7 separate regions of the Homo sapiens genome follow, and regions 1, 3, 4, 5, 6 and 7 are each linked to region 2. The links are chromatin loops, found by intact Hi-C in ENCODE. Cell type or tissue: heart right ventricle. All regions are shown on one strand. Region 1 has its middle 40 kb from the start of IL20RA. Region 2 holds the start of LOC102723633 (a long non-coding RNA gene). Region 3 has its middle 49 kb from the start of IL20RA. Region 4 holds the start of LOC105378017 (a long non-coding RNA gene). Region 5 has its middle 42 kb from the start of IFNGR1. Region 6 has its middle 52 kb from the start of IFNGR1. Region 7 has its middle 120 kb from the start of IFNGR1.

The links. Hi-C counts contacts between places; a loop is a spot of excess contacts. Peaks named below come from ENCODE experiments on the same cell type or tissue, not always from the same donor. Only the 100,000 strongest peaks of a DNase experiment are listed, where the experiment ranks them.
Region 1: it touches region 2 in a loop (2.4-fold over the local background); 41 of 110 quality-filtered maps call a loop at or near these places.
Region 3: a loop joins it to region 2, with 2.7 times the contacts of the local background. A loop is called at or near these places in 39 of 110 quality-filtered maps.
Region 4: it touches region 2 in a loop (2.4-fold over the local background); 10 of 110 quality-filtered maps call a loop at or near these places.
Region 5: a loop joins it to region 2, with 2.6 times the contacts of the local background. A loop is called at or near these places in 57 of 110 quality-filtered maps.
Region 6: it touches region 2 in a loop (17-fold over the local background); 57 of 110 quality-filtered maps call a loop at or near these places.
Region 7: it touches region 2 in a loop (2.1-fold over the local background); 25 of 110 quality-filtered maps call a loop at or near these places.

Annotation. Positions count from the first base shown.
Region 1 is chr6:137,082,589-137,086,588 of GRCh38, forward strand. No RefSeq gene overlaps it. Among named protein-coding and RNA genes, the nearest start is that of IL20RA, 40 kb to the left of the region's middle. In heart right ventricle, no CTCF peak of the experiment used is centred here; no DNase peak of the experiment used is centred here.
Region 2 is chr6:137,414,179-137,418,178 of GRCh38, forward strand. It overlaps LOC102723633 (a long non-coding RNA gene), which reads left to right and starts at 923. Exons shown (of 5, transcript XR_943053.1): 1 at 923-1,720. In heart right ventricle, a CTCF peak has its summit at 1,618 (motif pointing left); DNase peaks (open chromatin) are centred at 1,061, 1,121 and 1,603; H3K4me3 peaks cover 860 bases; H3K27ac peaks cover 688 bases; H3K27me3 peaks cover 272 bases.
Region 3 is chr6:137,092,448-137,096,447 of GRCh38, forward strand. No RefSeq gene overlaps it. Among named protein-coding and RNA genes, the nearest start is that of IL20RA, 49 kb to the left of the region's middle. RefSeq lists enhancers at 1,873-1,922, 1,943-2,192, 3,600-3,739. In heart right ventricle, a CTCF peak has its summit at 2,099 (motif pointing right); a DNase peak (open chromatin) is centred at 2,074.
Region 4 is chr6:137,312,347-137,316,346 of GRCh38, forward strand. It overlaps LOC105378017 (a long non-coding RNA gene), which reads right to left and starts at 1,769. Exons shown (of 3, transcript XR_943043.1): 1 at 1,658-1,769. RefSeq lists an enhancer at 2,744-3,344. In heart right ventricle, a CTCF peak has its summit at 2,159 (motif pointing left); DNase peaks (open chromatin) are centred at 1,794 and 2,115; H3K4me3 peaks cover 561 bases.
Region 5 is chr6:137,259,610-137,263,609 of GRCh38, forward strand. No RefSeq gene overlaps it. Among named protein-coding and RNA genes, the nearest start is that of IFNGR1, 42 kb to the left of the region's middle. In heart right ventricle, no CTCF peak of the experiment used is centred here; a DNase peak (open chromatin) is centred at 1,729; H3K27ac peaks cover 2,273 bases.
Region 6 is chr6:137,269,839-137,273,838 of GRCh38, forward strand. No RefSeq gene overlaps it. Among named protein-coding and RNA genes, the nearest start is that of IFNGR1, 52 kb to the left of the region's middle. In heart right ventricle, a CTCF peak has its summit at 1,940 (motif pointing right); no DNase peak of the experiment used is centred here.
Region 7 is chr6:137,332,526-137,336,525 of GRCh38, forward strand. No RefSeq gene overlaps it. Among named protein-coding and RNA genes, the nearest start is that of IFNGR1, 120 kb to the left of the region's middle. In heart right ventricle, no CTCF peak of the experiment used is centred here; no DNase peak of the experiment used is centred here; H3K27ac peaks cover 335 bases; H3K27me3 peaks cover 293 bases.

The DNA of each region.
Region 1 (4,000 bases), 330 kb before region 2:
AGAAGAAATAGGTTTGAGGATGCATCTTTCAGGTCAGTTCCAGAAGGTCGGGAGGTGCAAATGAGCTGAGCTGTTGATTCAGTTGAGATCATTTTGATGAGTACATGCTTGCATGTGGGTCTATAATGTGGTTCATCTCCATAAAATCCCAAGCTTTATGGGTTTGAAAGCATTAACTCATGTCTTAGAAACATCCCACATAGATTATTATAATTCTTGGTGCGCTGCCTGACCATCTGCTTACCTACAGGAATTACAATCACATGTAATGGCCCTGCGCAAATCTAGGCTCAGAAAAGAAATATGAGAATACCTGAGTCCTTTTCTGTTCTGTTGAAACAGCACTATTTTTTACACCCTGCTCAGCATAATAATGAAAAATGTGTTAATTTGTGACTTTTCTTGCTTCAAAATGATGAGAATAGGAAAATACTTAGTTATATACTTTTTCCTCTTGTTGTTCTATGAGAATATATTGATCATCTCATGCAGCATCCCTCCCTTCTTTCCTTCCTTCTCCACAGATATTGTATTGACAGCTGTTAAGTGCTGGCACTGTGCTAGTCTGCAGGACACAGAAGCAAACAAGCAGTCACAGCACTTGCCCTTATAAGCATCACACTCTAGTGGGTGAGACAGACATTAAACATAATTTCACTGAGAACCTTGGGATTACACTTGTTGTGAGTGCTATGTTTGAAAATTCCTGGATGCTGTGAAAACAATGGAGGGGAAATGAGGAAGAATAATTTATTAGCATTTTCTTACATGAGATTATTTTTCTTGTTATTTTGTTGTCAGAAAGAAACATTACAGAATTCAACAGGCCATCTCTCATGGCTTTCTTTTCTACTTTCCTCTCCACTTCTTGGCCATTCTCAACAATTGCCTGTGGGTGTTTTGAGCGAATGTAATTTTATGGGCAAATAGTTATAGTTCCAATTCCTTTACTTAGTCTAAAAACCACTATGCACCTCCGTCCCCCGAAGCTGACATTTTAAAAATTAGTATTTATGTTTTTATTCTATTTTTCTTAGACACACTCCTAATATTGTCTTGTTTAGGTGCATGTATTTTTCAAATACTGCTAGCTTTCAACTAAAGACAGAAGTCTAATTTCCATCTAAGCTCAAAGAACTTCATAAGAGTTTTATCTTAAAAAACAATGCTGATCTTAGCAGGTAACTAGGGCAGGCCACAGGGAGGAAATGAAGAGGGATTCAGGCATTCTGGTGCTGGGATAAGGCATGGGAAAGCAGAGAATGAGTTGGTGCAAATCCCAGGCCCTAGCATTGTGTGGGTGATTCTGGTACTCTAAGGTTTGGCTTTGAAATGTGGCTATAACCTTTTAAAAAAATTTTAATATTTTATTTAATCCAATATATCAAAAACATTATCATTTCAATATGTTAGCAAAATAAAAAACTATTAATAAGATATTTTGCATTTTTTTCATACTAAGTCTTTCAAACTAGGTATAGCTATGAAATTTTTTTCCAGCTGGCTTCACTTCCTCTTTGTTTACTTATAGAAGATCTTCCAAAGTATGCCTGTGAACATTAATTCTGTGGAATGTTAACTAGTGTTAGATGAAAAAAAGAAAAAATAAAATTATTTATGGTCAAATACATTTCCTTTTCTTTTCTTTGTTTAAGATAGGGTCCTGCCCAGGCTGCCCTGGAACTCCCAGGCTGGAGCAATCCTCCCAGTTCAGTCTCCCAGATAGCTGCGCCTACAGGCACGGGCCCCCAGGCTAAGCTCCAGCGAGTTTCTTTACTGCAAGACTTTTCAGAAATTTTAAAATCCAAAATGCATTGTGAATCATCAAGAGAGGAATCCGAAGCAGTTATGCTCAAATCTATTTGATGATGAACCTCTTTTTTACAGAACATCTCCTAGGACTAGTATTGCTTGCAATGAAGTTTGGAAAACATTAGGCTTAGATTACTTTCTAAAGAAATTTATTCTTTTGAAGATACCAACGGATGTCAGGGAAGATGCTTCATAACATGTAGCATAGCAGAGAAGAAAATGGGTCTGGGATGAAAGTGTTGTTACAGATAATCCACAAAATGGCTAATTCATAGGGAACAAAGTCATTTAAAGAGCTGACAGTTACTATGATTTAATTGCACAATGGCATGGTGAAGATGAGCACCAGTGTAGTTTTTATCTATACTGTGAGATTTGGTGATAGCAATTCATCACTAGTTCTTTTAGGATCCATTATGTGAAGTTAGAATCATTTTGGCTTAATTCTTTTAATCCACCAGAGTTGATTTTTAAAAAATTCTTTTTTCACTCATTTGGTTTAAATATCACAAATTTGTAGTATTTCCATCCTTCTTTTACTGGAATGAATGTCCTGGTTAGGATATGGCCTCACCAGAGATGAATAAAAGTGAAATACAACTAAATGCTGCATGATTTCATAACTCTGTAAAAACATATCGACCAATTTGAATTGCTCTATGAAGATCACTTTCTGTTTATTTCAAAACCAGCTTTCCTAATTACTCTCACTTCTATTTTCAGTAGGACTTTATGACGTCTCTTTGGATTCTAACAAATGTTGTAATTCATTGCCAACTTCTTTTTCCTAATGTACTGATAGAAGTAAAAAGTATAGTTGTACTTTTTTTCCTCTCTGGCATCTGAAAATAAAGTTTGCATTCTCTTTCTGAAACTAGATTCTTAAATCTACCTTTCTTTATCATCCTTTAACACACTGGCCATATAGTTAGAAAATTTACTTAAAACACAAAGTATAAACACATTTCAGATAGATGGAACTGTCCCCACTTGAAGTTAAAAACAGGATCCCAGCTCATATTGCAGATTGAAGGTGAGAGATGAATGAGGAAGTAGAATTGAGAGAAATGGGTTTTGATTTTGACATTAGAATTCAAAATTCTACCAAGTATGTTCAAATAGAAATCATGTTTAAAAGCTATAAGAGTAAAAGGGAACTTCACATTAAAATATTTTTGTAAAGAAATGAAAATGCATTTGTTCTCATTCAGTTCTGCTTTTGAATTCTTATGTGACCTTTCCTGGATCCCTCTGTGCTGCCCAGACATAGGAAATATTCTCTCTGTGAAATGGATAAAGCCTTCCTCAACCCCACAAAGTTTAATGAATCATTTATTACGCCTCCACCTTTTTGCTAAGCCCTAGAGTAATTAATCTTTGTTTTTAAAGTACTCTAAAATGCTAGGTCATAAGGTGTACCAGATTAATAAATTATTGTAAAGCATTTGTAAATAAGGAGGTCTTGTCTAAACATTACATATTATAAGAATGGGATGGAAGTGAAGCTTAAGATCACCTCTTCCTGGGGTGTCCTCCTATCAACCCAGCTCTTGGAATACTCGTCCTTAAATTGTCAGATTAGGTTTCTCAGTCAGTTCAAAAGTGGAATTTCTTCCTTTTCTTCTTAAATTTCATTAGGATGTAATTCCGATCCTAATATGTTGATTTTTCAGCTATAAAGAAATTCAGACATCTATTCAATAATTATGGAGAGGCAGATTATTTACCCACATGGCATTCTCTTCATTTCTTTCCTGTCCACTGAGTGAGGAAAAACATCTCCATATATGGAGAGGGTGTCTCTTAGTGTTGGGTTGGGCAGGTGGCTGATTGAGCATATGGTTTGGGACCATGGCTTGGGGAAGCTATGATTCATAGAAGGTGAGCACTCAGGTACTTGAAAATGATCATTCATTCACTCAGTATAGATTGAGCACCTACTCTATATCAGACAATATCTTTGCAGGGTCAGAGACCTGAACAATGTGAAATAGAGCTAAGGTTGAAATTGTTATCCATTGCCAGAAGGCCTGGATATTTCCCAGGAGTGGCTTAGAACAGATAGAGGGGTTTATAATAATGATCTGAGTTTGTTTCAGTCCTCCCCTGCTGTTGGGCTTCCAGATATTTAAAGAGCTGGTACTTTCTGCTCTGAGTAAAGGTTTTGATTAAACTGGGATTGTAACTG
Region 2 (4,000 bases):
TGAGTGGCGTGAATTACTTTCAGCATTTGGCCAAGTCTCTAGCTGCTAGGTCACCATTATTCTATCCTTATGTCACTGCGAGGACATTTACTTTGATGTTTCCTTTGTACCTCTTCGAAGGCAAAATCCTTTAACTTCAGGACGGGAGCCTGCAGCAGAGTTTCAGAAAGAAAAGACACTACAGGTTTGGGGTGGGCAGAGGCCAAAAAATATGGAAAAATGTGCTCCCTCAAGGGCCATTTTTTACTTGCCCTTGTCAAGGCTTGTCTATATCCGAAGAGGTGTGGCAAACGGGGAGCTGGAGATGCCAACCAATTGCCAAGTCTTGTGCTCATTCAGTAGCCCTTTCCAGAACACCCCAAAGTTGCTGCCACACACCAAATTATGCAAATTATTCTGCTTGTGGCACAGATGGTCAAGCTAAGAAATCAGACTGGCCAGGAGCAAGCAGTTAACCGTGGCCAAAGTGGTCTTTTTAACTCCAAGCGATTCATCCATTTGAAACCATAATGTCTCTTAAAGACAAACCTGTTCAAGACCAAAAGCAGAGCAGCACCTTGCTGGTTAATCTGCATGTTCATTTGACCTTGCAGCCAATCGTCTGGGAGAGGCCAGGAGAGAGCAGAGTGCATGGGACTCTGCCCACTTGTTGGGAACGCTGCATGGCCCTCACTGGGCAGTGTCAAAACCGCTCCTGCTGTCTCTACAGCTGCTCTGTTCCAATGACCCCCGGAAGGTTCTGGGGATTGTTAGAAGAGATTTCTATTAATCAACTACAAACCGACTGTTACAATTTCACACTTTTTTCCCATCATTTCACACATTTAATGAATTTGGGTGTCTTTTACATTCAAAACACTTACAATCAGGCCAAAAAAAAAAAAAAAAAACTCACCCAAAAAAAAAAAAACCCTTTCTTTAACACAATAGGCAGTAGCAAGACAGCAAACGCCACTTCAAGACTGAATTTCTGAAACTGGCCCTTTAGCTGAGAGTGGCCATCCTTGCCGGGGCGGGCGATTTACTAGTTTACTAACATTGTTACCAGGCAGCAGCCCTGGCAGCATTTTACTAAATCCTCAACAAGAAAACTCGCAACTCGTCTGAAGTTTCAGTTTGTTTGTTGTTACTGGAGTTATATCAGGGAGTTCTTTTCTATGCCAGACTGGAGTTCAGATTTAAATCTTGCCCAACTCAAAAGCAAGCGCACAGGAAACACGAACCTCGCCGCCGTGAGAGCAGCCTGAGTGAGCCAGCACTCACCAAGGAAAGGGCTGCAGGTTCGCTTGAGAGTGAGGATCAGCCGAATTCCTCACGCTGCTCACTGAGACTTCCCCTCACTGAGACTTCACGCTCCTCACTGTCGGCTATCGGCCGACAGAAGATCTCACATCCAAGTCACAAAGACTCAGAACCTTCTTCAACAAGAAACGTCACTTACAACGTGTTTGCTTCTCCATCTCTAAGCTCAAAGTGCCCCGTTTCTCTACAGCAAATTAGACTTTTTGCCTACTTTGGTGCTGAGAAGCCCAAACTACCAACCAAAGCTTTGGTTTTCTCTGAGGGCTGTCGGTACAGACGAGAGGCCGGGATTGTTCTCTAGCAACCCCTGCCGGTTGACAATAAATGCCAGAAACTGACCCAGAGGCATTAGTTCATCCCCACGTTGGAGGGAAGTAAAAAATGTCAGGCTGAGGGAGAGCAGGTAGCACCTGAACGGGTAGGTGATTTCGTGTCAGTTCATCTTACATCAGCAAGAAAAGTAGGGTCGGATTTGATTTATATCAATATTTGGAGTGATGAAAATAATAGTCTATCAATTGGGGGAAATCTATACTGTATTCCATAGAAGTAATTAGATTTTATTATTGATGACAGACTACTGAATAATTAAAGTTTGCTAATTTTCTCTCTCTTCATTTGTATATTCTTTCTGTTTTTAAACTTTGGCTTCTCTTCACATTATTACTTTGGTGGACTGTGGGCACTTTTGCCTTCGTGGGCCCCTTCCACCATAACGATAACAACATATTATTACATAATTTTAAATATGTCAACATTTTTTTCCTCTTTTAGATAAGGTGTAACAGATTGTTGTGGGCCCTTAAAATTATCGTGGGCACCATGCCTTGGGGCCCAGTGGAGAAGGCGGCTCTGCTCTCTGAAATGTTCCCCTAAGGGGCCTGGAATACTTTTCTTCTTCAAGTTGCCTTTGAGTTTGAAGATGTTTTAGTGCTGCTTTACTCATTAGCTAAGATACTGGTCCTAACATATCTTTACATCTATTTTCTGATATACCGTGCCATATGTCTTTTAAACAAAACACTGCTTCCTGGCAAAGAAGCCACTGAGAGGCCAGTTGTTTGTTTGTGCACAGCTGGGTTTCGTCTTGCCTCTTGAAGGCCTAGGCTTAATTTCCTGAGTGCATTTCACCATACCTGGAGACATTTGGACAAAGCCTCAGACACAACTCGCACGCTCACACCCAGTGCCCATACATCACCAACTTACATTCATCTATTCATTTGTTCAGAAAAAAACCCACCCAGTTTATGTTTTTAAAATTTCCCCCAATTAAACTGCCACTTCTAGGGCTTAAGAAACAAACCCAGGAATTTAATTTCTTGGGAAATTTTTCCAGAGGCAAATCAAGAACGCAGCCTGTCTAGTTCCCTGAGCTACTGACGTTCTAGGAGGAGGGATGATAACGGTTGAAGGGAAAGCCTGTAAAGTGATTGTACTCCCAAGAGCCTGGATGATTCAGCAAAAGCAGGCTAGGAGGCTGTGAGCGCAGAACTATTTTGCCCCTGGAAATGAGACATCCAAATTCAACAGGGACTTTTTTTTTTTTTGTCCTTTTGAGGATGGTTCTCCCTGACAAGAAATACCGGAGAAAAGCACAGCTCCCTTCAGCTGTCCCCTTCTGTGGGTTTTCCCATACGAAACTGTGCCCAGCCTGCCACCCTGCACTTTGTTATTATGACAGGAAAAAATGAATTTCTAATGTGCTACCTCTACCAGCTGCAAGGAGCTTGTGGATCTTCAGTCACTAGGCTCCCCGAGGGGAATCAGCCTGAATCAGGGTGGAAGGCCAGGACAAGGAAGAGCATCTCTAGGTTTAAAAAAAAAAAAAAATCTCTTTCCCTCTGATATTGGCATGAAGATGTTCTTAAGAACAAAGGTAAATTTACAAGCACATGTTGGACAGGAAGGGACAAGCACCAATGTCCCTTGCTGAGCACCTGCCTGTCACATAGATGATTTCATTAATTCTCACAATACTTTCAGAGAGTATTAGTTCCATGTTTATATACTAAGAAACTGAAGGGCAGAGGGAGCCCCAAGTATCCTCCCCAAAACTACACAGTTAGTAAGTGGCTGAACTCCGGCTTTTCCCTCCCTGACTCACTATTTAATAATGTATTGCATTGTAATAAGCAGAAATGAGTTGCTCTCTACCCTGTTGTATGATAGAAACAGCTCAGTCCGTGCTCCTGACAGCATTTGGTGTTTTACTAACATCCACTGAGTCCATGTGTGTGGGTAGGCTCATTTTAGAAACATGCCTAGACCTTTCCAGAATTGGTGACCCATGGAAGTGAGCAGCTACTTAGAAGTCTGATATGAAGAGGAGAAAAAAGGTCTTAGAGGGCACGTATTTCAACTCTTTTATTTTATCTCCAAGGAGACCTTAGTTCAGGCCTTCAACATTTCACATTTGAATGATTCTTAAGTGGTGATTCTGTCTCACTTTAGCTTCTTTTCACACTCAAGGAATATCTCTTAAACTCAAATGGGATCATCTCATTCTACTCCTTTGTTTACTGAATAATTCTACCAGAGTTTTATCATCCATGGCAAATTGCTCTTTGCCCTAAAATCTGTTCTTCCCTTCATCCTGGACATACCCATTCCACCCCCAGCTAGAGACTACATTTCTCAGCCTCCTTTGTGGCTAGGTGGCCATTGACTAAGTTCTCATCCACGGAATGGGACGATG
Region 3 (4,000 bases), 320 kb before region 2:
GTGCTTCCCCACCTGGTGGCTCTGAGATCTTAGCCAAGCACTGTACCTTCCTGGGGCTGCTGTAACAAAGCACCACAAGTTGGGTGGCTTAGAACAGCAGAAATATGTCGTCTCACAGATCTGCGGGCTGCAAGTCAGACCATGATGTTAATAGGGTTGATTCCTTCTGAGGGCCACCAAGGAGACTCTGTTCCAGGCCTTACTCCAAGCTTCTCGTGGTTTGCCAGCAATCTTTGGCATTCTTTGGCTTGCAGCAGCATAATTCCAGTCTTTTTTGTGTGTATGACAGGGTCTCTCTCTGTCGCCCAGGCTGGAGTGCAGTAGTGCAATCTCGGCTCACTGCAACTTCTGCCTCCCGGGTACAAGCGATTCTCCTGCCTCAGCCTCCCGAGTAGCTGGGATTATAGGCACCCACCACCATGCCCGGATAATTTTTGTATTTTTAGTAGAGACAGCATTTCACCATGTTAGTGGGGCTGGTCTCAAACTCCTGACCTCAAGTGATCTGCCTGGCTCGGCTTCCCAAAGTGCTGGGATTACAGGCATGAGCTACCGTGTCTGGCCATTACATGGTATAATCACTGTGTGTGTGTGTCTGTGTTTTCACATAGCATTCTTTTTGAAGGACACCAGTCATATTGGATTAAGGGCCCACTCTACTCCAATAAGACCCCATCTTAACTAATTACATCTGCAACCATCATATTTTTGAATAAGGCCGCATTTGGGGTACTGGGAGTTAGAACTTTAACATATGAATTTTGTGGAGACACAATTCAACCTTTGAAAACAACAGATTTAACATCTCAGTCTTCTCATCTATAAACCAGGGATATTAGTAACATCCACATTGCAGAGTTGGTGTAAAAAAGATTCAGTCATTTCCTAGACAACCGCTGTAACCAGCTAAGCCTTGAAGCCACATGCTCAGTCATTTAGAACATGTTAAGCACATCGAGACATCTCTGGCTCACAGCTAGCAGCTGGTAAATGTGAGCCATCATTATTTTTCACAACTACATGTGCAGATTTTGACCCTGGGAGAATTTTTTGTTCTAGATTTACACACTAACACCCCTCCCATCTGACCTTTGACCAAGGTTTTTACTACACGTATAAAAATAATAATATAAAGGAGTATGAGCCAAGTACTAAAGTCCTGAGGAGGTGATATCTCTGTGTGCCAAGCAGTCACGGAAGCCTTCATGGGTGATGTTAGAAGACTGTTTTAGTCTGTGCTTGCACTACTATCAAGAACTATCTGAAACTGGGCAATTTATAAAGAAAAGAGGTTTAATTGGCTCATGGTTCTGCAAGGCTGTGCAGAAAGCATGGTGGCTTTTGCTTCTGGGGAGGCCTCAGGAAGCTTCCAATTGTGGTAAAAGGCAAAGGGAGAGCAGGAGTCTTACATGGCTGGAGCAGCAGCAAGAGAGAGGAAGTGGGGAGGTGCTGCACACTTTTAAATGACCAGATCTCATGAGAACTCACTCACTATCATGAGAACAGCACCAAGGGGATGCTGCGAAACTACTGACAAGAAATCGCTCCAATTGTCCAATCATCTGTCACCAGGCCCCACTTCCAACACTGGGGATTACAATTTGACATGGGATTTGGGTGGAGACATGTATCCAAACCATATTACAGACCTTGAAGATGGGGAAGGGGATTGAATCCTTTGATCAAAATCCCATTTTGTGCCTCTGATTTTGGGAAAAATTACTGATCTTCCTTGAACTTCAATTTCTCTATAAAATGGCAATAATATAGTTGTTGCATTGATTAAATGAGACAAGGTAAAGTGTTTGTCAGATGCCCCAAACCCAATAGGTGCTCAGTGAATATTTTTTAAAAATATAGAAGTTATGTTGTGGGCAAAGACTTGGGCAAATTATTAGGAACAAGACTGTAGCTTTTGGGCAGAGCACAGTTGGACTTACTGGCTCAGTAATTCCACATTTGAGTAGAACAACAACTAGTTTCTCAATGATGACACATCAGGATCAAACACCCGGGGGACCTCTCCTGCAATTGCTGTTCTCTTTGAAGAAGCTCCTTTTAAATAGAAGACAGTACCTTGAAATATGGCCACAGGAGGTCAGTAGCGTGCTGTGGTTCTACGCAGAAGCAAAAAAACAGTCCCCTCTAAGCATCTTTAAGCCATAAATTCCTTGTTGTAAACTAAGAATATGTTATTCCTTCCATATTTTCAGATAAATTGACAGCTAAGCTTAAAGAAATTATGCTTTCAGCTTGTAATATGGAATAGACAGGCACTAACTTATTCTTAAAGACTCTTATTATGACACGGCTGTGTTTGAAGAAATGGTTTTGTTTTGTTTTTTAATGAAACCTGTGTTTTGGTCAAGAGTGTTACCACATTCAGATCACAACTTTTCTAAGGAAATACACTCAAAGACACCTAACATTTGAGTGAGATTAATCATAATGTAAGATTTCTGTGATGTGTGCAATGGGGCTTCAATATCTTAGATCTCACCATGATGGGCAATTGCTTGTCTTTTTCGAGCCTTGATTTCTCATCTTTAAGACAGGAGTGACGCGGCTGTTGTCATAATTAAGTGAGGAAATGTAGTTAAAGCACCGACCACCAAGCCCTAAACATTTTGTGCTTCTGGATGCCCAGTATCCTTCCTGTTTGGGGAGAATCTGAAGATGGGTGAGGGACAGGGCTTGTCCCTCGCCGCAATGGAAGTCAAAGGGGGACGATCTTTCTTCGACTCTTTGACCCCTGGCTGCTGGAGCATGGTCATGTGACCAAAGCGTGGCTGGGCATCTCAAAGGCTCAGCCACTTGCATATTATTTGTGATGTCAGGTGTAGGCTAGTGGCGTAATAGCAAGCACCCGGGATCAGCAGGTCCCTGCAGGATGTTGGCGGGGCTTTGCCTACCTTCGTTTCTGCCTAAGTATGCTGAGTTTTCCCAACAACGCTGGGAGCTTATTTATATCCTTCTAACAAATTCAGGTTAGCCAGAAAATCTACTGTTGTTTGCAACCCAAAACACTGAAGAGTGTAAGATTCAAGTTTAAGTTTATGGTAAATGTGCAAAATTACTCGTTAAAGGATTCTGGCTGGTATATAATAGAGTTTTCTCCTGAGGTTTTTTCCACAGTACAATCGATGATTGTAAAAGAAAAGCTGAATAATTGAAAAAAGGCCTAGTGTTTTGACATGACAATAGAAATAATATTTACTAGACACAGAGAGCAGGGTTTCAACCATCCTGTAATTGTCAGCCATGCAGCAGGGCTGTCTGAGGACAGCTGTGCATGTAAATCATCACTGGTTGCCTGGATGAGATAACTAGGTTACTGGTGGCTTCCCCTTCTTCTGGCTTCAGAGGTTGCACCCAAACTCAGTTTCCCATGGGCCCAGTGACTTCCTCTCTCATATCCTCCCACACCAGACCTTCAATGAGACTAAATGGAAATATCTCTGAAATCCACTGATGAGAGAGCAGTAGAACTAACACTGTATATATGTGTGTGTGTACATACTTCAGTATGAAAACAGGAATTCCTATGCATAAATGGCATAACAACACCATATGGCCCCTCACCAATGCATCAGAAGGTAAATAGCTTCTCTTCAGATGATGTTAGAAGAATCATTTGTCCAGTTATTCAAGTTAAATGTCATTTACTTTTGAAATGTTTCTTTGTGATTTAAAGCCTGTCACTAAAAACAAACCCCACACCACCACCACAAAACAAAAACCAAAAAATAAAAGCAAACCACTGCTCTTTGCTTCTCAAACTCTCTCACTGCCTGATATCACACTCACCAGGAAATTTTCTTGGTGATAGAACTTCCATTTCCTCACTGTCTCCCTCACCACCTACCCTACCTCCCATCAGCCCTGGCCTTGGGAATGAAGTGGTCAGAGAAAATGATCTCCTCATAAATGTCTGATGAAAATCGGCTTGCCACCCTGTAACATGGGAAGACATTTGTATCATCTATATTCTAGGTTGATC
Region 4 (4,000 bases), 100 kb before region 2:
AACTTCTTCCAGTTTATTACCATTAGATGATACTCTTTTTGCCCTGTCATATTTCTTCATGACTGTCCACTCTTCATCAAATCTACTATAAAAAACATTCAGGTCCGGGTGCAGTGGCTCACGCCTGTAATCCCAGCACTTTGGGAGGCCGAGGCGGGTGGATCACGAGGTCAGGAGATCGAGACCATCTTGGCTAACACGATGAAACCCTGTCTCTACTAAAAATATGAAAAATTAGCCGGGCATGGTGGCGGTCGCCTGTAGTTCCAGCTACTCGGGAGTCTGAGGCAGGAGAATGGTGTGAGCCTGGGAGGCGGAGCTTGCAGTGAGCCAGGATCCCACCACTGCACTCCAGCCTGGGCAAGAGGGTGAGACTCTGTCTCAAAACAAAACAAAACAAAACAAAAAACATTCAGGTTGAACTGTTTCTTCAGGTCTTCATTTCCTTATGAAGGCTCTGGTATCATGTACAATTTATATTAAACACATTTCTATGCTTTTCTTTCATTACTTTTTTTTTTTTTTGAGACAATGTCTTGCTCTGTCACCTAGGCTGGGGTGCAGTGGTGCAATCATGGCTTACTGCAGCCTTTACCTCCCAGGATCAAGCAATCCTCCTGGATTTTTGTAGATACAGTGTCTTCCTATGTTGCCCAGGCTGGTCTCAAACTCCTCAGATGAAGCAATCCTCCCACTTTGGTCTCCCAAAATGTTGGGATCACAGGTGTGAGCCACTGTGCCCAGCCTCTTTTGTTAATCTTCATTTTGTTATAGGGCCTCAGCCATGAACCTAGGATAAGTAGAAGGAAAGAAATATTTTTCCTCCCTTCCACCCCCTATATTTGCTGGCTCATTTCCCCCACCTTTCTCCAGAGATCACAGATTTTAGCTAATTATGGCTTTTTGCCATTCTTCAGACACGTTCTGCTCTTCCTCATCTCTGAACTTGGTTTTTGTTGATCCCTTTCCTAGAAAGCACTCTCCTTCTTTGCCTCTTCTAGCAAAATCCTACTCCTCTTTCAGCCTCTACTTTGTGAAGAGGTCATTGCTTCTGTCCCTAACTCTCCATAATTTCCAGATGAATGAATGAATGAATGAATGAATGGTTTACTTGACAGTTCAGATTTGTTCAACATGAATTTACTACCTCTTTCCTATAAGTCTATTTTTAAAACTTGTTTTGATTTGATACTCCTGATTGATTAATTAATTTGATTTGTCTTTTTCTAGCTTGGGATCCCCTTCAAGTAGTTCTTGAGTCAATTTTTTCAATATCATGATGAGCATATAATAATATATTATTTTGTAGATATTCTTCATTTTTCCCCATATGTAGGCTGTTGGTTTAACCAATTTATAAGCCCGGTGCTGACCAAGGCTTGAGTCTTTATTTATTTTTGTGTACATTTAGGTTTCCACTGTCTTAAGACTCAAAGCCTAAAATGGGCATTATTCTCTTTGACGAGTCTTCATATATCACATATGCCTGTAATAGTGTGCATTTTAAGGAAACACGGTGGATTTCTTTTTAAGTGCAGATGGGTTATTATTATGGAAAATAAGACAAAAATATCACATTGTATCTTCTAAGAAAATTGAGTGAGAGGAGAAAGTTACTATCTGACTTCGAGTTCATCAGAGAGGCTTAATGACTCACTAGAACAGAGGGCCCACTGGGAATTCTCAGTTCCACTGGAGAAGTCTTATGCTTGGACTAGATCCAGCTGCTGTGGTCTGCATCCCAACTCCACCGATTGGCAGCTATGTGACTGGAGCAAGTGATAAACTCCCCGTGCCTCGGTTTCCTTTTCTGTAAGATTGGGAGTAATAATGGTGTGCACGTCACAGGGTTCTTAGGAGAACTAAGGGAGTAAATATTTGTAAAGCCCTTAGAACAGTGCCAGACACATGGTTAAGTGCTGTAAAGTGTTGTTATTTCTGCTTTAGAATTTCTTCCACTTGTTTTTTAAGTTGGAGAAAAAAAATGCTTGTTCTCACTTTTCTGGGTTTCGACTGGAAGAATTAGAAAACAGTACAAGACTTTGAAGTTCTACACAGGTTCAGCTAACCACCATAAATTGCATCCCTGCCGCCCCCGCCCCTCCCCCTCACAACTATTTGAGGATGCTGCCCTCTCGTGGTCACTCGGCACTGCTTCTATAGCTCAGCCAGTTTGAATTATATCAGAATTTTCTTTGTCTCCACCTTCCTTTAACTTAAAGGCTCATTTGTCAGAAGTTAGAGTATTGCCCTCTGTGCATTACTCAAAGCATATCTGCTAATAACAGAAACAAAGGTGGATTTCAAAAACTTGAATGCCAAATATAATTGTTATTTCAATGGTTAGAAATGATTAGAAAATGATGTATGAAATTACAAAATGTATTGTCTTAGGTGTTTTTACTGATATGTTTGAAAATGAGATAAATAATGGCTAAGTTCACGAGGATCAAGAGGAGATCTCTTTGATAGTGATTTAGGCATTCCTTTTAGGAAAAAAAAATTATGACCTCTATCAGGTATAGTTATATTTCATATTAAAATTTAGATTGTTATATTAAGATTTTATTACTTTGGCAACATATTTTCCAAAATTAAAGAGACAAAACTTACAGTCATTAAAATGATAGCTTATGCTGTGTAGGAAGTCTATTAATATTACAGATTTTATGTTTTTCATGATCAAATTTTCTTTAGTCAGTGCACCAACTGTCTAAACCCTGTTTCTTCAGGAATCTCATATACAGAGATTTATTTTCAGGTGAATTTGTGAAAAATTCTTCTTTGCCAATTCTTTTGATAACTTACATAACTCTGGAGTACAGTTTGAGGAATGCAGCTCATCTCCACTGGGTGAACCATTATGCAATTCCCAGCACCAAAAGAGGAACATCAGAAGATCCGTGACTATTTATTTACACATTTGTTATCGTTTCTACTCGAGAATAAAGAATGAGTTTGAACTCTAAAAGCTCAGCCTGCAGGAAGCCCCATCAGTCTCTCCACACTTCTGCTGTCTTTCCTATTGTAGGCGGAACATTATTCAAACCACAGGCTCCGAACTCCCAGGTAACTGAAGCCAGCAGGAAGCTCTGTTTGATATCAAGTATGTTCTTTATCAATCTTTTTGTTGTGATGGGAAGAAATGAACCAGCTTTACTTTTATCTTGCCCTGTTTTAACATTACCCAGTAGGTGAATGCTTTATTGGTATGCCTTGGCCAAAGTCTTTGATATATACTGATTTTGTGGTCATAAATTTCCCATATTAAAAACATTTTTAATGGTTTTCCATCTACGCATACCAACCATAAAGTTTCACATGTCATGTGCTTTTATTAAAAGTATATTTAAAATTCTGCTGATAGGAGTCACCACATGGAAAACACAACTTGATTTTCCTTATTAGATGCTGGGAGACAGAAGCCCTTCTGCCATCAGACAGAGTCAAACCTAACAATGCAATCCTGAACTTTGGGGTCAACATTGTAGACTCTACTGAACACTCAGTCTTCATGCTTTTTTATGTTAGAAAGACTCAGTGAAATAAGAAAATGAATTGCCTTTATTTTTTTCCTCCGCAAGTAGTTGGTTTTCAATGATCAAGCTAGTTTTGTTTTTTGACACACAGGTAAACTATATATTGAATCTACTCTTCATTCTTTGAAGAATATTATTGTGTCATCTTGTTTGGATTCGGTGTCAGTTTTACAGGGAAGGTACCAGTTTGAGCAAAATATAGACATTTAAAGCAGTACACATGTTTAAAATGATTTTAAACTTGTGTCTTTATCTTTCCTACATCTTTTTGTTCGATGCACGATCGATTTTGGATGTTGTTTGTTCCAAATCCCCAAAATTCAAATAATTGAAGTCAAGGAATTCAGATTTTCCTGACAGAAGAAAATTTCGTGAGAACATTTTACACTTTTATTTTAGATCAACATTACTGACTGGTACCTTTTAGTACCTTTTGTGATTTAAAGCCTATAAATATGTTT
Region 5 (4,000 bases), 150 kb before region 2:
GTGCAGTGGCTCATGCCTGTAATCCCAGTACACTGGCAGGCCAAGGCAGGTGGAACACCTGAGGCCAGGAGTTTGAGACCAGCCTAGCCAACATGGTGAAACTCTGCCTCTAGTAAAAAAAAAAAAAAAAAATTAGCTGGGCTTGGTGGTGCATACCTGTAATCCCAGCTACTCAGGAGACTGAGGCAAGAGAATTGCTTGAACCCGGGAGGTGGTGGCTGCAATGAGCCGAGATGGCACCGCTGCACTCCAGCCTAGGCAACAGAGCGAGACGCTGTCTCAAACAAAAACAAAAACAAACCTCAGACTGGGTAACTTATAATCAATGGAAATTTATTTCTCACAGTTCCAGAGACCGGGAAGTCCAATTTCAAAGTGCCAGCAGGTTTGGTGTCTGGTGAGGCTTGTACCTTCTTGCTGTGGTGGAGCCCTCATGACTTAATCACCATCTAAATGCCCCACCTTCTAATATGGTTGCACTGGAGAATAAATTGCAACATTAAATTTGGAGGGACACAAACATTCAAACTATAGCTGACTTCATCTACATCTCCAGCTGGTGAGGTCTGGAAGAAGTCAGGTTACACATACAGATGAGAAAGCTGAGGGTCAGAAAGTGGAGGTCTGTTGTATGAAAGGAAAATAAAAACCTGGGACCCCAATTCAGTACGCCAAGGGGAAAAATTAAGCTGAAAGCTGACTCATGCAAGCACCTGCCATTCCTTTTGTTCCTAAGCAGATAGCTACGATAAAATATTAAATATCTTCACTCTGTGTTTGAGGCAGGAGAATAGGGTCTGGAGGCAGGGAACCTAATGACTTCCTAGACGTAAATCAAGTGGAAATGCTTCAGCTATGACAGGAAATATTCTCTCCATTTACATAGGGCATACACTGAGTAAATGACTTTGTAACTTCACTTCATCCCCTTCGTTTCCATAGGGCATATACCAAGTAACGAATAAAAACCTCTAAAGGGTATTTAAACCCCAGAATATTCTGTAACGGGGCTCTTGAGCCCCTATGCTCAGACCCGCTCCCACACTGTGGAGTGTAGTTTCATTTTCAGTAAATCTCTGCTTTTGTTGCTTCATTCTTTCCTTGCTTTATTTGTGAGTTTTGTCCAACTCTTTGTTCCTGGACACCTTCCACTGGTAACATGTTCACCTTATCTTGTGTAAAGTGTGGATCCACTGAGGGCAAGACAAATACATAATTGACTATTCCCCTACCTGATCCTTTTGTCTTGCAATATGTGAGTTCAGTCACATGCCCATACCCTCTCTATTCCTTCTCCAGCTTGCTTTTCCTGGTTAAATTATTGAAGCCCTTAAAATCATCTTTGGAGAAAGGCACAGACCTGTCTCCTGGGTGCATCCTCAACCTTGGCAAAAAAAACTTCTAAATGGATTGTGACTTGTTTCAGATACTTTTTGGTTTACCGTTGTTATATGTTATCTAAGCTAACTCAGCTCTTTAGCGGAATTCTAACCCAGGTATGCCTAAATTCAAAATGTGAGGTTTTTCTGCATTATAGTGAATGACGGATATCAAGGCTTTTCTGATGACTTTGAAAAATAGTTGGATAGGCCAGACACAGTGGCTCACACCTGTAATCCCAGCACTTTGGGAGCCCCAGGCAGGTGGATCCCAAGGTCACGAGTTTGAGACCAGCCTGGTCAACATGGTGAAAACCCATCTGTATCAAAAACACAAAAAATGAGCCGGGCGTGGTGGTGGGCCTGTTGTCCCAGCTACTTGGGAGGTTGAGGCAGGAGAATCACTTGAACCCAGGAGATGGAGGCTGCATTGAGCCGAGACTGCACCACTGCACTCCATCCAACCTGGGCGGCAGATGAAAGAGTTAAACTCTGTCTCAAAAAAAAAAATAGAGAACAGAACATTCTCCAGTTATGGCCTCATTGTTTTGTTTGTTCTTGGCAAAGTTTCCACTGACATAACTCAGTAAACTTTTACATCTGAGTTCAATGGAGTGTTTTTAAATGGTTGTGGACAAGAGGTTCGTTCATTGTTGATGTAGAATTGAGTACAGAATATACTTTGCTTAAATTACTTTCACTATTTTTTCTCATAATATTCTTGAAAGTCATCTATTAATGCAGTTCTTACATAAAAGGAAGAGATAACTAAAAAGGATATAGAGCCAGGAAGTAAATTGTTTCCCCAAACACTTCAAACAATTTAAATGTTCAAATATAGAGTTATTTGTGAATTTGCAAAGTAGCAAATCAAATGGGTAATTCTCAAAGCCTTGTGTTTGAAGTGATGAGAAGCAAAGCCTTTTCAAGTTTATGTAAATAATTGACCACTTCCTTGAAAAAGTTTTAAGATTTCTCTAGAGACAAGGTGAATCATATCAAGTGGCCTAAATAAACTTTAGTTTTGAATGAGCAAATAGCTCAAGGCAAGGTGGTGGTTTTACCAAAGTAAAAAAAAGAAGAAGTTGTCAAGAATGAAGCTTGCCAAAAAATTTTCAAAAACTAAGATGGCAAGATTTTCTTTGGAGGGTTATGAAATGTTCTGAAGTTAGACAGTCTAGAATTAGATGGTTCAACAGCTGAGTGAATTTACTAAAAACACTGAATTTTACACTTTATCAGGGTGAATTTTATGTTATGTTAATTAAATTTCGGTGAAGCACTTATTAAATGAAATTGTAATAAGAGGATGTAAGAAGATTCAGTCACAAAATATACACATATACCACACAAATTTAAAATGCTTTTAGCTAAAATATTAAAAGACAAGCTAGTCACTTTGGAACCCAAATTCATTGTCTGAAAGATTTTTAAAAATCTTAAAGAGAAAGAAATGAAGATAAAGCAATCATGAGTGAAAAAAATAAACAAACTTGGATGATATAACCAGAAATAACACATAAATGAAATAATTTCAGAAGAACAAGATATATGCACTTTAAAAGTAATATGGAAAAGCAAGGGACCCAGAATAATCAAAAGAATCCTTAAAAAGAGGGACAAAATTGGAGGACTCACATTTACTTCAGAACTTACTACAAAGTTACAGTAGTCAAGCCAGCATGATACTGACATAAGGATAGACACATAGATCAATGGAATACAGTCAGTCTAGAAGCCAGCCTACATATGCAAGACATTATGGAGGGTCTTCAAAAAATTTAAAAATAGAACTACTATGTGATCCAGCAATCCCACTACCGGGTATATATCTAAAGGAATCGAAATTGGGATTTCAAAGAGCATTTGCACTCCTGTTCATTGCAGCATGAACCTAAGTAACCTAAATATTCATCATGGATGAATGGGTAAAGAAAATGTGTTATATATATACAGTGGAATATTGTTTAGCCCTAAGAAAGAAGGAAATCCTGCCATTTGTGACAACATGCATAAGCCTAGAGGACTTTATGCTAAGTGAAACAAGTTAGACACAGGAAGACAAGTACTACTTGATGCCACTTACATAAGGAATCTAAAATAGTTAAACTTGTAGAAGCAGAGAGTAGAATGGTGGTTGTCAGGAGCTGGGGAAAGGGGGATATAGGGAGCTATTAGCCAAAAGTTGCAAAGTTTCAGTTATAAAAGATGAGTAAGTCCTAGAGATCTACTGTATAACATAATACCTATAGTTAACAAAACTGTATTACATCTTAAAAATTTGCTAAGTGGGTAGATCTTATGTTTTATCACATACTACACACACACACATGCACACACACACATACACAAATAATTATAAATATAGAGGGTAGGAGGAAACTGTTTTGGAGGTGATGGGTATGTTTAGATTGTGGTAATGATTTCACAGATGTATATTTAGCCTCAAACTCATCAAGTTGCATACATTAAATATGTACAGCTTTTTGTATGTCAATCACACCCCAATAAAAGTTTTTTTAAAAATCCTGCACACACACACATATATACATGTGTATATATGTATATAAATATATACATGTATATAAATTTATTTTAGATAAGATTGCCGAGACAATTCC
Region 6 (4,000 bases), 140 kb before region 2:
TAACAAAAAGAAGAGGCGGGGAGTTTTTATTTGGCTGGAGAGTAAAGGATGGGGAGTTACAGGAAATCTAGGGGAAAAAAGTCTGTTTCTTCAGTCTGAGATAACACCTTGAGCAACCAGACTTCTTGGCATCAGCAGCTGGTCACGACATCCCTCTAGGCATTCATTCTTTCTGCAAACTTTTTTTGTGACACTGGAGTTATCTCCTGCTGCTTGGCACAGGAACGGTACATCTATAGTTTATAATTACATTGTGGGAACAAGGAATTTTGGGCAAAAAGCAAGTGGTTAACATTTGCAAGCAAGCAAGGGCCTAATCAGAATTCTCATTATTTCAGATACTAAAAAATGCTGGGGTGCTGAAATCTCCAGTGGCCCAATTGCAAGCTGTCCCAGGCTTAAAATCAGCTTTGCCCTAGACTTAAAATCAGCTATTTCTCTGGGGAGCCCTAATTCTTTTCAATGAGAAGTGAGTTTAGAGACATAATCTAGGTGATATGGGTGCTCATTGCTATTGGGCTGTCAGTGCTTCTAAACATTTCAGTCAACAGAGCTAAGAAATACATGTTTTTTTAAATAAAAAAGTGTTTTCAGAGTTTATAGTAATTTCTTTCTTGTTTCTAGTGGGGTTGGACATAGTAATATTTTTAATTCAGATTAACAATATAAGGTTTCTACTTAAGTTCTTTAATTTTTTTTCTTGTCTTCCTTTTCTCTTACACGGAAAATCTTGATTCCTACCAACATTAATATAGTTACCTATTTGCTTTGTCCTATAATGTGTATAAACTAGTTAAAAAATATAAAATCCAAATGAAAATTACTCAGTGAAGTTAAAACAATGTTACAGTTCTTTTTGTCATTAATCCTACTAAGACTTTATAGCTAACATAAAGGTAACCAGATATAATTCTTTCTTCTGTAAGGTCATGTTACCACCTTCATGATATTCCATTAATGTGTTAATTTCAGTTTATTTTTATGTTGGGAATTGATTGTTTTCTTTTTAGATTAATTTTATTTTTTGAAAGTGTAAAACAGGCACATAGAAGGGAACAACACACACTGGGGCCTATCAGAGGGGGGAAGGTGGGAGGAGGGAGAGAATCAGGAAACTAATGGGTACTAGGCTTAATACCTGGATGATGAAATAATCTGTCCAACAAAACCCCATAACACAAGTTTACCTATATAACAAACCTGCACATGTACCCCTGAGCTTAAAAATAAAAGTTAAAAAAGAAAATATAGAACATTTGTAAGATTCCAAATGTAAAAGGTTTATATGATTCTGAAGTCGTATGTAACACACCATTCAGAAAAGTCTTGCTTCCATCACTAACCCTTCCCCCATTCTCTCTCTCCCCGTGCACGTAATCACTTTCAAATACATTTAATTTAAATTTCCAGTATCTCATTTTGAAAATATAAACATGTATGTGTGTACTTATGCATATTCTTAAATGGAAAAAGCAAGATAAGTTTTGTGCATGCTATAATGCTAACTTTCATGTAAGAAAAGAGGAAAATACTGTATCTTCTATGCCCAAAATGAATAATGCTAGTCATTTTTCAGTTCCCTAAATCAGCAATGATGAGGGTTGCAATAGAAGGTGAAGCAATTAAATTGAAGTAACTGTTGGTAATTCAAACAAAAGATTCATCTTGCATTAATTACCTGAACTATTTGAATTTGTGTTGTAGTCTGTATTTCTATTTGTTTTCTGCTCCTAAAATTGAGTTTCTATTTACCATAAGCAATACTATATTTACTTTACATGTCTTTATAATGCTTGAATTATTTCAGACAAATTTACTTTCTCTTTGCCTCAGTTTCCAAATGTTGGATTGGACAAGAGGTGACCTTTTAAGTCGTCTTTCAGCTTTAGCATTGTTCTAAGCGAGCTGTCTTCACCCTTGTAATAGCTGCCATAATCCACTAGATGTCAATGCAACATAGCAACCTATTTTGGGCATTTAAGCCTCTATATCCTAGGTTTAAAACCAGGAGAAAATTAGAAAATTTTATTGATCTGTTATTTATTTTTGTTAAAAGTACAGTACTCTCTTAAAAAAGATAATACGTAATCCTGTTCTACCTAAAAGAATATAAACAACTCCAATAGAATTAATATTTTCACAGGTATCATTTTTCCAGTGCTTAAGTTGAAAAATTCAGTTTTCAAATCAACATGTATAGACTATTCCCTATAAGAGTAGTGGAATACAGAATTGAAAAAAATTTTTTAGTCATTGTATAACATTGTAAGATTTGGCATATTTAGGAGAAAAGAACGAAATTTGTTCAATATAATCCCAGATAATGGTGATCGTTGTCAAAATGGTATGATGTTTAGAGCTAAATTGTTTCTTTAGTGTGAAATTATTTATTACATTATTAATTTAATAATCTTCTTGACAGATTTTTAAGTCCCTCATGAAAAATTCAGAATTATTCTGCAAAGAAAAATGACATTATTTCTCCTCCTTGAAAAAAAGAGATGAAATAAATTTTAATACAGAATGATGTTATGTTTACATCGTAACATTGGAAAAAGTGGTTTATTTTTTCATTAAAACTTTAAATGTATCAGGGAGAGGAAATTGCTGGTGTTGCAAGGTTGTCAGTTTTTAAAAATTCTACCTTTTGCTTATGTTCCATTATAAATAATATGCTTAACATGTTTGGATTTCAAGGGCATTTTTTTTCTCTCTCTCTCTCTTTTTCTCTCTCTCAGCCTATAATTTTTCCTATCCAGGGATTGTGAAACCTAGGAAATGCCCAACAGTAAAAGGAATAATGCGAGTCATTTCTCAGTTCCCTAAATCAGCAATGATCAGGGTTGCAATAGAAGGTGAGGCAAATAAATTGAGATAACTGTTGATAATTCAAATAAAAGATTCATCTTACATTAATTACCTGAACTATTTGAGTTTATGTTGTAATCTCAAATGTAAACTGCTGATAAGAAAGTTTTCAATGTCGAATTATTTACTTTCATTAAAGTCAGAATAGTAATCTATACTCAGTAAGATTAGTTTCTATCTGCTTCAACAAATCGAAGTCTATATTTTTCATTTTTTCTTTGTCAACCTATGTCTAATTATGGTATTTCTTTAGAAGCAGAATTACTTAAGAACTATGAAATTTTTGAGATAATTGTCAATTTCCTTTCCTAAAATTAAGATCAATTTACAGTCTTACAAATAACAGATAAGTGCCTGTTTTAGTTGAGAATTAACAATTAAAGCATATTTTGCCAATTATACAGATTATAAATCATACCTTATTGTGTTTTTATTGCATTTTTCTTTATTAGTGAGTTTGGTCATTTAAAAATATATTTATTGCGGCCGGGCATGGTGGCTCATGCCTGTAATCCCAGCACTTTGGGAAGCCGAGGTGGGCGGATTGCCTGAGGTCAGGAGTCCCAGACCATCCTGGCCAACATGGTGAAACCCCTTCTCTACCAAAAATACAAAATCAACCGGGTGTGGTGGCAGATGCCTGTAATCCCAGCTACTCGGGAGGCTGAGGCAGGGGAATTGCTTGAACCAGGGAGGTGGAGGTTGCAGTGAGCCAAGATCACACCACTGCACTCCAGCCTGGGCGACAGAGTTAGACTCCATCTCAAAAAATATATATATAGCAATTAACATTTTCCCATTTAGAGCTTTTTATTATAAATTAAGAATGAAACCTCTTGTCAAAATTATTTCTATCCAATTAAAGATTTACTTTTACATTTTATTATTTTGTGCTTTTTTAAATGTACAGAAGTTTTGATTGTATTACGTCATGTAATCTCTTTCATCGCCTTTATCTTAGAAATGTCTTACCTTCATATCAGTTAAAAATACACATCTGTTTCATGCAGTATTTTAGAATTTCATTGTTTATACTAAAGTCTTTAATAAATCCTTTAGTACAGTATAAGTTGAGTGCTTATCTTAATTGTTCTTGAAATAGATAATTTTTTAAAGTTTTGTTGAATAAGTA
Region 7 (4,000 bases), 82 kb before region 2:
GTGACAACTATTTAAAAATAAAATACTTTTCCTGCCTAATTGATGTAAAGCACTGAAAATGATCAAAATTCAAACTGAATTTCAATTATTTTTCTGGCACGTACATTTCTCAAGACCATGATGCTTTTTAGCTTTGCTTCATTTTTATTTTCCAATTGCTCTGTGGTCTTTGTATTTTTTTTTAAACAGTAACTTGCATCTTTATTAGTAAAGTTGTAACATTCCAACAATAAGCTGTGTCATTGCTCAAACATTTCCCTGAGTTCCCAATCAGCAGAGTTATGTAAGGTGGCAGGTTAATAAATGCGACACACTGAAATCATTTGTACCAGATTATCTCTCTTTCCAAACTCTGGCAGATGCTAAGTCCAGCTGGTAAAAAAAAGTTTATAGGCGAGTTGGATCTGGGGTCTTCACACACTCCACAATGTTGGCGACCAATGCTTGTTTTAATGAGTCACGGATTGCCTGTTTATCTTCTGCTCCCTGCTGTTTCTGCATTTTCTCTTCCAGAACAATCCTAGAAACACATGCTGCTACAGACGCTGGAGCAATGTGTGTAGACATTTGAGCCAAATTATTATAAAGAACTCTTTCTTCTCTGATATTAAAAAAAGGAGCGAGAATTGCACATTGCCTAGCAAATCGTTATCTCAGATGTTCACTGTGACATGCTCAATATGGCCTACCAGAAAAAGTTGGAGACATTTGAAACCTTAACAACTACACAAAATGACACTGTAATTGGCGGGTTTTGTTGTTCATGTTCTGGCTCAGCTAAAACTGCTCTAAACACTTTGTTTAATGATGTTACATTATGACAACACATGGCTTCTATACAGCAAGTCATCATGTTTAACATGCAACTACACAGGAAAAGAAGCAAGTGGCCAGGAAACAGTACCAGGAGCCACCCTTAGAAGTTCTTTTGTCAAGTCAAAAAAGATTAAGCCTAAAGTTTCCAAAAATGCCACTTCTCACTAAAAGCTCATTTAAGTCAGGTTCCCAAGCCCACTGGTTTAAGGTGACTTCTCAAGAAAAGCTGTTGTTGTGAGGGAGAGAGAGAGAGAGAGATTGAGAGAGACAGAGAGAGAGAGAGAGAGTGTGTGTTAGGGAAAGAGTACGTGTTAACATCACAATATTTAATACTTAATTGAGACTTGGGGAAAAAAAACTTTAAAATGAAAGAAAGAGACATAGGTACAAAATCATGCCTTAATCAGATCACTCGCTGAAATTCAGATATTTTCTTTGAATTAAAAAAAGATTTTAATGTGATAAGAAAATACACATTCTCCTCTAAATAGATTTGTTAGTGTTACATTCTTCCCCATTTTAATAAAGTTTTTGGTCATCTCCTGAATGGTTAACTTTTGCTGTCTTAGAAATATACGATGAAAATTAGACACAACCTCTATCCTCATATATTTTGATTTTTAATGACATAGGGAATTGACAGATAAAAATAAATGTTATATGGATATATATAGAAAAAATGACAGCTGTCAAGTAGATTTGATGAAAGAGTTTAGTTCAAGATTATGATGATAGATTGGAAAATATTTGACACCACCTTTGTGGGAGAATTCTTGTCAGGAGAGTTAGATTTAGGAAAGAAAGAGTTGGACACAAATCTAAAGTTGCATTTGAATGTTCAAAATATTCAGAGAGAAGCCTGGTGAGACTAGAATCTGGGTCTGTGCATGAAGCAAGACATTCTGGCAAGTTGATCTAAGCATTCTCGAAAAGGCTTGCAGGTCATTGCTAAAAATAATCGTTCGTCCAGAAGCAATAAAAAAACGGATGAGTGGTGTGTGGCACAAGGTGAAGCTGTAGTGTACAACATTTTGGAGGAGATAGAAGCAGAAAGCTAGGAAATGTGAAGTCACACAGACTTTAGGTCACACTTAAACACCATTTCGCTATCTCAGAAAATCTGATCTATTTTTCTGCATGTCACTCAATATACTTTACAGAAGCACCCTTGTGATAAACTATTATATATTTTTTGAGTTTCAGAAATAGTTCATTTCTTTCAATAAATCTGTTTTATTTTAAATAAATAAGGATTTAACACAATGTCTTTTATTGCCATTTTAGATGTCAAATAATTTAGTACCCAATTATTGCTCAAGATTTATATACTCACCAGAGGAGTCTGAAATATTGTCTTCCTTTGGTCTCTATCAGGACATTTCTGACTTGTTTCATTGTTAAGTCACCTCAGTTACCTTGGAAGTAGAGAACGGTAGAGAGGATACAAAGTGGGAAGGATCCACCCATTTCCTCACACTTCAGTAAGTTGTACAATAAAAATGTAGTTTCTTTTATTGCTTTAAGTAATTGATTAAATTTTCATTACAATGGACTGATGGATAGAGAGAAAAATATAGTATATTTTAGTCTAGATTAGAAAACAGTCTGTTTCAATAATTTCAGCAGTTGCTTTAAGTGACTCAGTCTCTAGATAAATGTTCAGTATTTCGGAACTCCCATTGCCGCTCCCCAGCATGGCATGTGCATGTGCAAGAAAGAGGGGCTTCCAGGCCCTCATGCTGGAATGGAAGGAGGTGCCTGGTTATTCTCCCCTTGCTGCCCCTGGCTACACCCATCTGTGCCTTTGCCTGCCCTTCTCCGTGTCCTGAAAGGCTCTATTTACCCCTACTGACTCTAGGTCCCTGGCTTTCTTGCTGGTTGGTGTCTGTGGTTTTGGTTAATGGGAGACACCAGCAGGAGCCTGAGGTTTGGAAGGTGAGAGGTGGGAGCTTTTCTTCCCTGCTCGCTCCTTGCTTTGGCAAGAAGTCTCTGGCATTGCTGTGTGTCCCCATGATTCCATGGACTCTGCTTTTTCCTTCTCTGCTCCCTTTATCCCGAAGGGTAAGAAGAGCTTCCTGAAGTGGCTAGTCTCTGGGAACCTCACCATCTTTCTTCAACCTAACATGCCTCCTTTCTCTACGGCTTCCACTTCAAGAGGAGAGCTTGGAATTCAAGTGTCTCGCCATTTGCTTCTCCTTTTCCCCCATAATTCTACTGGGCAAAAGGGCTGGATTCCTTCCTACGTCTGATTTTGGTGGGATTTTGCCCAGCATCATATCCCTTTTGTCTTTTTTCATTTTCCTCTTCTTCCATTTTCCTGGGGCTGTAATGACAGAATTCCTGCTAGAGATTGATGAGAAAGAAGGTAAAAATACATCAATTTAATATTTTCAGAACATTAAGCTATCCAGAAGATTAGACAGTAGAGAAATTTAGTCAGTGGACAAGAAGGAAAGAGTCTAGCATTGAAACTGTAGCAAAGAAATACAACGATTTCTGCTCAAATGCAATATATGTGTTCCTGAAGAGCCTCATGCACTATAAAATTACAAGACACATGTGAAAAAAAAAAACAGGGCTCATGGGAAAAACAGGTGTGGGGCACTTTCTCAAAACCTGTAGAATTTGTAGTCAGAGCGTTAGCAAGCACAATAACAATTGTAACAAGAAAACCAGTGGAGTTAAATGTCCACTGGCCACACTGTGTCACCGTCAGCTGATCTTCTGTGGCCTTACACTCTAGGCTGCTGCTTCTTCCTTTGAAATACCTCATCAAAATTAATAATCTGACCCAAGATGGATATTTCCTTATGAACCCAAATTTTTTTAACACAGATGGAAATTCTTCACAGTTTCTTCATCTGTACTGTCAGGTTCCCAGATCATTTTTTGAAACATAGATTTGTTTAAGAAATTTTTCACGTTGCATTTTATTAAGTCCATGGTTTACATTAGGGCTCACTCTTTGTACTGTACATTCTATGAATTTTGACAAATGTATGATGACATGTATCACCATTACAGGATCATACAGAAAAAATAGTTTCACTCCCCTAAAAATCCCCTGTGCTAAAGTTGTTCATCCCTCATCCTCCGCGAACCCCTGGCAACCACTGATTTTTTTTTTTTTTTTTGAGATGGCATCTCCCTCAGTCACTCAGGCTGTCTTGGCTCACTGCAACCT